Linked DNA regions of Homo sapiens: region 2 is linked to region 1. Evidence: read pairs that join two places in POLR2A ChIA-PET (ENCODE). Cell type or tissue: GM12878. All regions are shown on one strand. Each heading gives the region's core, and the rest is flanking DNA. Links, peaks and the distances in the headings are about the cores only. Region 1 overlaps TNIK (TRAF2 and NCK interacting kinase). Region 2 overlaps TNIK (TRAF2 and NCK interacting kinase).

Region 1 (5,385 bases), core at 52-5,051:
TCAGCACTCACATAGGCATCCTTACACACACACACTACCTTTGTGTTCTACTTCAACTGCTTTCAGTTAGTCTGTTCACAAACAACTTCCTTAAAAACTGATTTCCATCTTCAAATCAGAGTAAGCATCGTGTACACAAAGCCCTTCCTAAATCCCATTTCCTCCTCCCCAGCAGAGCTTAGTTGCTTCTCCTTTGTGTTCTAACAGTATTTGACTATAGCACTTGCCATGTATTGTAACTATGTGTTTAAGTGCCTAACTCCACCTCTAGACTGCAAGCTACTTGAAGTACATACAGTTTTTGAATGTTATTGGTATCTCTAGTTTTTTAACAGTATCAAAACTGACAGTAAGTTCTCAGTGTTACACAAAGGAGTTGATTAATAGCAGTGTTCATTTCTTGTATACTTACTATGTGCTAAGCACTTACATGCATTTTCTGTAATCCTGACATGAACTCTCTAAGGTGGACATTAGTATTTTAATTTTATAGAAGAGAAACCTGAGGCCCCAAAACAACAAATAAGTGATTAAAGTCAGGATTTGCCCAATCTCCAATCTGTTCACAAGGGATCTAGCACAACCACCTGGTACTTATTAGGTCCTCAAAAATGCCATCTTTTTTCCTACTGCCCAGAAAACAATGGGAATGTGACTTCTGCAATGGAAGTACCAGAAACTGTGTCCGTTGGTGCTGGCTAACACTATTACTTAGAAAATTTTGATACAAAAAGCTCATTTCACCAAGTCTGTGTCAGCAACCATAAACAGATTTTTCAATTGCACATTAATAATTCCCAAAAATATTTTCCGAGTGCCTGCTCTGTGCCAGTTCTGTACTGTACACTAAAGATCTATGAATAAAAAGTCAAGACCCCAGTCTCAAGAAGCAGACACCACGAGGTACCAACATTTGTAGAGCACTTGCTATGGAAACTTTAGAGCACCTGGGAGGACATAATCTTAATGGACAGATGTTACATGCCCATTAAACCCATCATTAGGGGATCTATGAATCATTTAACGGAACATAGAGTAGCCTGTTCTGTGCCATGTATGTGGCCACAGGAGATTCTTTTAGGAAGATAATGTCCTCCATTTGCCAATGTTTGTGTTAAAATTGAAGTGCAGCCAGCCCACAGGGGTACTCCTACCAGCATGTACTTAGGGGATTGATCAGGGTTTCCAATGAAATGGCAATATGGCAGCCACATAGTGAAGCAGAGAGCATCAAGACATAAAAGCCGTTCATTATTGAAACTTTACAACAAATTCCCTGACAACCTTTCCCTGGAGAAGCCCCTTGTTTCTGCCAACCCATTACATCTATTTTGAGGCTGGCAACCTGATGTGCCTCTGCACACAACCCCAAGAGGCACCCTTCATATACAATACAACATGATGCAAATACATCTTGATTGGTTCCTCTGGAGCTGTGTGACAAGGTGGTCCTGACTACCAAAGTAATTAAGGTTCTCATGCACCTTCAGTTGCCAAGCCATTATCAACACATTTGATTTTCAGGGAACATGTGAGGAGACCTCTGAGCCTTTGTGGCACGAATTTACCAAAGGGGAGCAAAGCCTAGTGAGTGAGGTGCCTCTTTCTGCCCAAAAGTGCAAGTGCATGATCAGCCATATGGAAGAGATCCCGGGTAATTACTCTCGGTACTTTCGTTTAGCTATTAAAATGCCACCCAACTGTCAAACCTTCACTCAGTGTTAATTACTGCCACACCGTGTTTGAATGCAGCACAAGTAGGACTGAAAGTAGAAAATAAATAATAACTATGCAAGGTTACAGCCTCTTTTTGTACCTCTGGTTGCAGTAACCACCTTCGATCTCTTTTTAAGGCCTTTCGTTCTCACCGTCATTCCCTCATGGACTGAGCAGTTGTTTACAAATTGCAAATGCCTATGAAAAGCCCCTATTTCACAGGGTCTCGCACACAGCCACTCAATTAATGGAACTAAATGCCTTGGTTAGGTTCACAGAAGCTGCTGAATAACTGCCATGCTGCACTTGGCATTTGCCTCCAGAGGAAGAACATGATGCTGGGTGATGTTGGTGATCTCACCTCTTGGTACATTAGCTTTCAGCTGAAAGTTCAAGGCCATCAAGCTGCTTCTCTGACTGGCAGAGAGGGTGCATATTAACCTCACACCTATCCTTCATGAGATAACTGTGCTGGCTTATTCTGCTCTTGGACTGGAGCTATATTTTATCCAGCAGTTCTTAACCTGTGCCCATGGATGTTGTGAACCTGCTAAAACTAGATACTATGCTTTGTGCATGTGTGATTTATAGGAAAGGGAGCCCAAACACTGATCATCTGAAAGGACTCTAATATCTAGAATCTTAGGTGACCTTTCAACGGTCCTTCAACACAAGCTGGGCAAGTGTATATTCACCTCCATTTCATAACAGAATAAACAAATGCTGAGCTGTGACTTGCCTGAGTGATCTGAGAATAAGTTGAGGCACTTTTCCAGTACTAATTAACATCTTCCCAGAGGATGCATCTACCATTTGTAATATGTGAGATGCATTTATCTCACATAAATCACCTTCGCTGGGATGATTTGTCTTTCATCTAGACTGTAAGCCCAAAAGACAAAAACTATTTTTGTCTGTCTTATCATCTCCATGTGTGTGTGTAATAGAGGAACAGTGTTTGTACCGAAGGGGATCAATGTTTGTCAGTCTAAAACATGCCATGATGGCATAAGAATTATTTTGAGCTAAAGGCAACTGACAAACATCAGATGTATATAAAGCTGTCTACTCCCCTTGTATCTGCCTAAAGTCAGGGCATAAATTTTCCTCAGTGAAGATGTTCTCTCTTTCCTCTCCCATACCAGGAAGAGGAGGCAACTCTTATTGCTGAAGATGGCACTGACTTCAATCTGCATAAACAAAATTGACTGTAATAAATCTTATCTTTCATTAGTTTTCCCCATATACTTATCTTCACATAAATAAGTACCCCTAGAAGTCCAAAACCCCTTTCTTTTCTCTTGTCATATTGCCACAATTTATTGTTCTTTGTTAAGATGGTATATATAAGCCCCCAATTCTAACCACTTCCTTAAGTTATATTTCTTTGTGAACTTCCATGCATATGTATGTAATTAAATCTGTTCTTTTCTCTTGTTAATCTGTCTTTTTTCAGTTAACTTGTAGGCCCCCAGTACTGAATCTAAAATAGTGGATGAAAAAGTCTTACCCTTTCCTATAGTATATAACAATAACTGTGATCAGTGAACAGATGCAAACCAACCTTCAGTTTCCAAAAATATTTATTTCTGTTTTCTGTCACAAGACACCTGTAGGACAATTTTTTTTGATGACCATAAGATGTAAAGGACAATGCTTAGAAAAACCTAGACACCAAGAAAAACCTGCTAATGTCTGCAAGAAAAGAACTTCATAATCCAGAAGTTCCCAAAACTCTATAATTGCTGAAGAATAACTAGAATTTTAACAAATTGCTCAAAATCTCCTTTCAAGTCCTCACAAAATCAGCTAATTCATTAAAAAGAAATTACATTATATGCCCCATTACATTTCATAGGACACTGGAGATGGACACAGGCACTCAGGAAATACTGGGAAATAGGGACAGTGATACAAATGACAATAAGATAAAACAATAAGGATCCAGAGAATGGCATTTGAAACTTGAAAACTGTATATTGAAAAGGGTGATTCCAGAAATTTAATCTGGTCACAATGTCTAAACTGGTGGCTATGAGAAAGGGGAGGAGAGGGATGGAGTCAGCAAGACCAGATAAAGGCAGAATGACATAATTAATGTGTAGCACTTTCAGCATATGAAAACAGCACTTCCTTCATCTTCCCAAAGACCATCAGCGTTGATCATATTTTATTATTAAGAAAATACAGGCTGGGCACAGTGGCTCGGCCTGAAGTCCCAGCACTTTGGGAGGCCAAAGTGGGTGGATCACTTGAGGTCAGGAGTTCGTGACCAGCCTGGCCAACATGGCAAAACCCTGACTCAACTAAAAATACAATAATCAGCAGGGTGTGGTGGGGGATGCCTGTAATCCCAGCTACTCAGGAGGCTGAGCAGGAGAATCACTTGAACCCAGAAGGTGGAGGCTGCAGTGAGCCGAGATCGTGCCATTGCACTCCAGCCTGGGTGACAGAACGAGATTCTGTCTCAAAAAAAAAAAAAAAAAGAAAAGAAAGAAAGAAAATACAGTTATCATACTGTATTCAGTGTATTCAATGCATACTTTGTCTCATCAGTGAGGAAATTTTCAACTATTTTCTGGGCAAAAAGAGTAATAATCCTTGGTAGTAATAACCATTTATCTGAAAGAAAGCACTTCCACAAGCTTTCTGTCACATTTTAAAATAAAAAAAAAATGAGCCTTCTCCCTTTACAATGCAGGCATTTCTAGGAACCACTGTAAAAGGGCCCACTTTTTCAGTATGTCTAAGAGCAGACAGCACTTTCCACCACCTGCCTTGCCCACTCTCTCCTAGCTCAGTGCACTTTCTCAGGTTGCACAAGTACGAACACATGGAGAATGCAAAGAATCTATCTAAGTTTGGCAGTGCTTGCTGCATTCTGCCTGTAGAAGTGCCCCCAAATGGTGCAAGCTGAAGCAAAACAGCCGCAGAAGCAAAATACAATCTCGCGGTCAGTGCAGACCCAGCTGCCCTTGTCTCTTAGACATTCCTGGCTGGAATCCCACTGAGCAAATATAGGGGGAAAACAGACAAGAAAGGCCCTAGATTCAGGAAATACCCAGCTGCTGCAGGAGAGAGCAGCTTACAAACAGCAATTTCCCTTTAAAAGTGCCCCCAAGGGCAGATCTCTAAATTATCCCTCGATATTTCTTTTCAATCATGCCATGACCCTACCACTGGTTTTTAAACTCCTCCTCTTGAACCATATGATGGACCTACAAGCAGCCAGTAGGTTCTCAAACACAGCTTTCACTATTAGGCCTGAAATCCAAAGGGAATAACGTTACCCTCTCATAGCATAGTTTCCTCATTCAGCCATTTCTCAAACCTTTTTTCTCCAAAATTCTTGCTATCAAGAGTGACTGTTAATACCAACAGAAGGACAAGCCTTCAAGGAACACAGTAACTGATCTCTTTCGTAATTTTCATTTGTCAAACTAAGGGAAGCTATACAACTTAGAAATCAAATGTCATGTTCATTTATCAGGTATTTATTCTATTCCAAATCTACACAGGACACGGACAGAAAAGATTCATGCATTCTTTTGACCGATATTTATTAAGTACTTACTGCAATTCATCAAGTCTAAAATACATATTTTTTCACATTTTGACATTTCTGGAATTGGGATGCATCTGAAAATTAAGATTCTGGTTTTCTTCTTT
Region 2 (5,385 bases), core at 317-5,316, 68 kb before region 1:
TCATATTTCTTAGAAAGCTTTTGCTGCATTCACATGACTTTCCAAAAGATAGGCAAGCAAAGAGCACTGTAAAGAGGCTGTGTCTGAGAGAAAACACATAGTTGGCTATTAATAGTCCCACTCCTGCTGGCTTGCCTAAACACAGGACTGGCTGTATTTCCCCATCCCAGCATAGAGGAACAATGTTACCCTGCCAATCAAATGCAGCATACTCCAACCTTAGGCCTTTGCAACGAAGCAGGGTGTCGGGTGGAAGACCAGTAGCTCAGAGGCTGTGACATCTGTAACTAGGATAACTCCAATTAAAAGTAGGGGGAAAAAATAATTTTTAAAACCTTATATAGTAATGAACTGGAAGGACGGAGAACAACGATTTCTTTAGCAACAGCTGTGCAGACTGATTTCTTTGAAAATCATGCATATACTTTCAAAAGCACTCAATCACAACTGCTGCCCTAACACTGGCAAATCCAAGAAATTCAAGACATGTAATCAAAAATAGATTTTCCCTTAAATTCCAAGGTCAAAGGCAGCATCTGTTGTTTCAGAGAACAAGAAGGACTTTCTTTTGGCTAATTAACTTATTGCGGTTTTCTAGCAGAAAAAAAAAAGTAAACCAAAATTGTCTAAATGTTTCTTCATCGTCTTAGGTCTTAGGTAATGCAAAACAGAAAACTGTATAAAGAGCATAAACATCCATTGTTTTGATATTTGAGTTGCACAGATAAAAGGCAGGCCACGCTGTAATTTTTAAAGCTGACAGGAAAATTCATTTTTATACCAAGTCCCCCTCATGCCATTTGGCTGTTAAATTATTCAAGGAATTCTCTGCTTATAAAGATTAATAATATCAACCCAAGCCATTTCTGAAAAGTACTTTCACCTCGTGTAGGAGACAGATGGACTACAGGAAAACAGCCTATTATGTTACAGGCAGACAAAAAGATTTCAGATTACCAGATTAACACACCAGGCGGGAAGGGAATGATAGAAAGTAGCGAGATATGAAATAACTGACAAATAGAACCAAATATCCCTCAGAGCCACTATTTTAAAAATAAATATAGTTTGGAGCCCATTGTAATTCAATTTTACCTGTTTCACTCCCAAACCCAGCTAATTAGCATAAATGTCAGTTCCAATTTAACCAAAGACTTTGAAAATCTGGTGGAACCTTATTAAAACACATTGGTATCAGGGGACAAAGACAGCACCTGCTTTCAAGGTCTTTTGTGTTTTAGTCAGAAATGTATTCTAAAACTCTGGGTATATGGGCTGAATCCAGAGTTTAGATTGTGGGATTTTATTGTACATTTGCATTATTTTAAATATCAACATCCCTGGAGAAGCTATTTTTACTCCTACAAAACCTAAACACTTCCTTATTTAGCAATGCTCTCATAGAGAAGGGATTTTCCAAAAGCTGTATTTCACTAAGGGTCAATATGAAAAAATTACAATGTCATTAAAATCACAGATTTTTTGTAGATTCACAGAAGCAGGCTCAGTGTTTTCTTTCAATAAATATCTTTTTTTTAGTTCAATACATTACTAATTAATTTTAATTTCACAAATAGTGAAATTATCTGAGCAAGAATCATTCTCATTTAAAATTGTCAAATAAGTCAGAAAAAGATCAATATCTCCCCTGCTTCAAAAATGACACTCCCAATTTTCACAGGTAACCACTGTTAACATTTAGTAAATACCTTTCAGAACCTTTTACAAGCATATATAAAGTACATCATTTTTGTAGTATAATGTGTTTTCTTTAAAAAAATAACTGGGACCATACTGTATTTTCTACAATTTCCTTTGATCATTCCAAATTGCTATGAAAATATGTCACACGTAACTTGAAAACTTGGTCTACTTCTACCATATACGCACATATGCAGGTAGGCAAACATACAGAAAAACACAAAATGGTGTAAAAATAAGCCACTAAGAAAAGGCTCTATGTCCCTCATTTCAGTGCTCAGGAAAGCTATAAGGCTGATAAAATGAAAGTGCCCCCTTTCCTCACCAAAGCTTTGGCTTTGTTATTAGTGTTTTTTTTGTTGTTGTTATTATTGTTGTTTTCTTTTCTTTTTTTTTTTTTTTTTAAGTGCAAGGTTGTGAAACTCTGCCAAGTGGTTCAAATCAGATCCACTACCTGCTTTTGTATAGCCAGTGAGTTAAGAATTTTTTTACACTGGTAAGTGTTTGGGGAGAAAACGTTTTAAAAGAACAGAATTTCATGATATGGGAAAGTTGTATGAAATTTACATTTTGGTGTCCATAAATGAAGTTTAATTGGAACACAGCCATTCTCATTCCTTTGTGTATTGTCTGTGGCAGCTTTTGTGCTACAAGAGCGGTAGTTGATTAGTTGTGACAAAGACCGTATTTCTAGAAAGATTGAAATATCTACTCTCTAGGCCCTTATCAAAAATGTTTGCCAATATCTGTTTTAGCACATGAAATTTATTTTCCTAACATCTTACTTGCAAAGTCTTTCTTCATATTCCATGTTGACACTCAGTGGGTAAAGATGACAGAAGTATGCTGGGGGGCAGGAGTAGAAAATGGTCCCTTCACATAACCCAACACATAGGTAACTTACGTATGCCCCTCCTAGACCTTCAGAAAACTCTATCAGGCTTAAAAATTACTTGTAATGTATTGCCATAAGAGTGATTTGTGGATTACACCGCATGGATTACGTTGCCCTAGAATCTAATTCATTCATCTATCTGGTGAGCACCTACTGTGTCCGAGGTCAGTGTTGGGCACTGACAATTTCGGGGTCAAGAAAATGGACATCATCTCTGCCCTCCAGAACTCCCACCCCAATATGTTCATTACAATTTCGCGAACCTATGAAAGTACATATCAGGGGAACTAAACACAGTCTGAAGGGTGGATGAGATTAGAGAAGATCTGAAGTAATTTCAGTATCATCAGATTGAAAATTCTTTAAAAATAAACAGTGTGAAGATACTGCACAGGAATCCAAGTGAGAATGACAGAAACTGACACCACCTGACTGTCTCTGTCTTCAAACTCTGCTCTTCATAAGCTATGATCTAGAGCAAAGGGAGCATTTTAGCCTCTGATTAAGATGGTATCTCCTTCCAGTTAATGTCAAATGGTTAGTGCTTGGTACCATCAATAGATTGAGAGTTTAAATTTGATTTTCTTAGTGTTTCTAATCCAACTATTATACCCAAAACCCCTCCACAGAAAACAGAAATGAAACTGCCAATCCCTACAGTAGCTCCAGTAAATATCCATTGGCATTTTAAAAAACAAAACGAAAACACCCTGCCCATGCTGCAATGTAATCCCAGTAGCTACTGGCAGTGACAGCTGGTCATTCCCAAGCAGAACGTCACCCAAATAAAATGTGAAAGAGAGGAGGGAGGAAGGGCAAAACCAAGATTTCAGCAATATTCTGCAATCCAGGAACCTATGGAGCATTTGGGTAAAGCTCTAGTAACTTCAAGGCTCTGTGCTTTTAAGGCTTGAATTCTTTTGAGTAACTGAACTCTGTGAGGACATTTAAATTGGGTCAGAGTCTCTCACTCTTACAGGCTTCCTTGGTATCCGATGTTCCTGTTGACTTCATAGAGAACTAAACAAGCATAAAAGGTCTCTAGAGAGAAGCAGCAACTGGAATCTAGGACAGAAAGAACAAAATGACTTTACATGGCTGCTACTAGGTTTCTGTTATTTTCATACAAATGGCTGAGTGAGCCCTGTTGTATCTGACACTATCTGCACTGGTTTCTCATTAGAACCTGAGCTGGCGAGGGTCAGGTGTTCTTGTTCATCTAATTGTTGGTAATTAGATGGGCCACCCTTACCTACACAAAGAACTCTGAGAACTAAAAAGGTTCTATTATTCACCAAATACAAAAAACCATAGAAGAGGACTGCAGGTAGCTAAGCTTTCGAAAATGTCAGTTTTGTTGTTATTGTTGTTGTTTTTTACCCACACATATCCAAATATCATCTAGCTCCAAAAGGAAAGATTTACGTAGTCGTCAGAAAGAGACCAGTTTGTTAAAGAGAAGAACTCAGGGCCGGGCGCGGTGGCTCACGCCTGTAATCCCAGCACTTTGAGAGGCCAAGGCGGGCGGATCACGAGGTCAGGAGATCGAGACCATCCTGGCTAACATGGTGAAACCCCGTCTCTACTAAAAAAAATACAAACAATTAGCTGGGTATGCTGGCGGGTGCCTGTAGTCCCAGCTACTCGGGAGGCTGAGGCAGGAGAATGGCGTGAATCCAGGAGGCGGAGCTTGCAATGAGCTGAGATGGCGCCACTGCACTTCAGCCTGGGCAACAGAGCCAGACTGTCTCAAAATAAATAAATAAATAAATAAATAAAACAAAAGAGAAGAACTCAGATTGGCTGGTGCTGTTTCTAACAGGAAAGCCTTTCTCTCTGCAAACAGGACAGAGACCAGGAAGACAAACACCAACAGAGGAGAAAGGAGAGGACATCCAAAAGTGGAGTGGCAATTATAAAGTAATGATGGTTTTATAAACAGAGACCAAAGGCAAAATGCCTTTGCTGACTAGTGGCTACGTCTAGGGATTAAGAAGCTCTGGACATCTGAGTAGCCTCCAAATATCCCTTTGCCATAGTCACATGAGTTGTGGCTAATAAGAACTAATTAACAAGTAAAACTTCAGGAAACACAATTAAATTTTAGATAAAGTTAGTATGTCCTGTAACTATTATGTAATATGGAACATACTTATAATGAGTATAATTATCTGTTATCTGAAATTCAAATGTTCATTCTTAATTCTAAATTCAACTTAATAAAATATTACATACTTTTAGTTATGGAACACACTTATCCTTAAATGTTATTGTTTATCTGAAATTTAAATTTCATTGAGGGTGTTGTATTTTATCTGGCAACTTTAATTGTGGCCAGTACAAACAGCCAAGGTCAGTAAACTATCAAGAATTTCGGGGAGCCGATAACAGTTTTCTGATATGCCAGAGGACCACTCTGGAAAGGGTTTATTTGGGGATTTGATTCATTAATTGATGTTTGCACAAGGGCTAGGAGGTACATAGTACTCGGGGGAACCTGCTTCTACCTCTTGAATGAAAAAGAGACAAACTTTGCTGACATCAGGGACTTTTGTCAGAAAACAAGTCCCAGAGCCCTTGCAGAATTGTGCCCACTCTTCTCGAGCCTCATCTGCTCTATCCAGAATTCATAACAACTGAGGTCCATAATGATGCCCTTGGGTCTTCGTGGGTTCAAATTTGTTTAGAAGTGTTCACTAAGACAGCATGTTATGTGGCAGGGAAGAGGAGAATTGGAAATGTTTCCAATATCAAGATTATATATTTCAAGCCCCTAAAAATTACCCCAC

What was found. ChIA-PET counts read pairs that join two places held together with the same protein. Peaks named below come from ENCODE experiments on the same cell type or tissue, not always from the same donor. Only the 100,000 strongest peaks of a DNase experiment are listed, where the experiment ranks them.
Region 2: POLR2A ChIA-PET joins it to region 1 with 7 read pairs; 3 of 35 experiments call an interaction of 5 or more read pairs at or near these places.

Annotation. Positions count from the first base shown.
Region 1 is chr3:171,388,594-171,393,978 of GRCh38, forward strand. All of the region lies in intron 1 of TNIK (TRAF2 and NCK interacting kinase), which reads right to left. Among named protein-coding and RNA genes, the nearest start is that of TNIK, 69 kb to the right of the region's middle. In GM12878, for the core only: no CTCF peak of the experiment used is centred there; no DNase peak of the experiment used is centred there; H3K27ac peaks cover 1,163 bases.
Region 2 is chr3:171,320,752-171,326,136 of GRCh38, forward strand. All of the region lies in intron 2 of TNIK (TRAF2 and NCK interacting kinase), which reads right to left. Among named protein-coding and RNA genes, the nearest start is that of TNIK, 140 kb to the right of the region's middle. RefSeq lists an enhancer at 1,204-5,213. In GM12878, for the core only: no CTCF peak of the experiment used is centred there; no DNase peak of the experiment used is centred there; H3K27ac peaks cover 2,338 bases.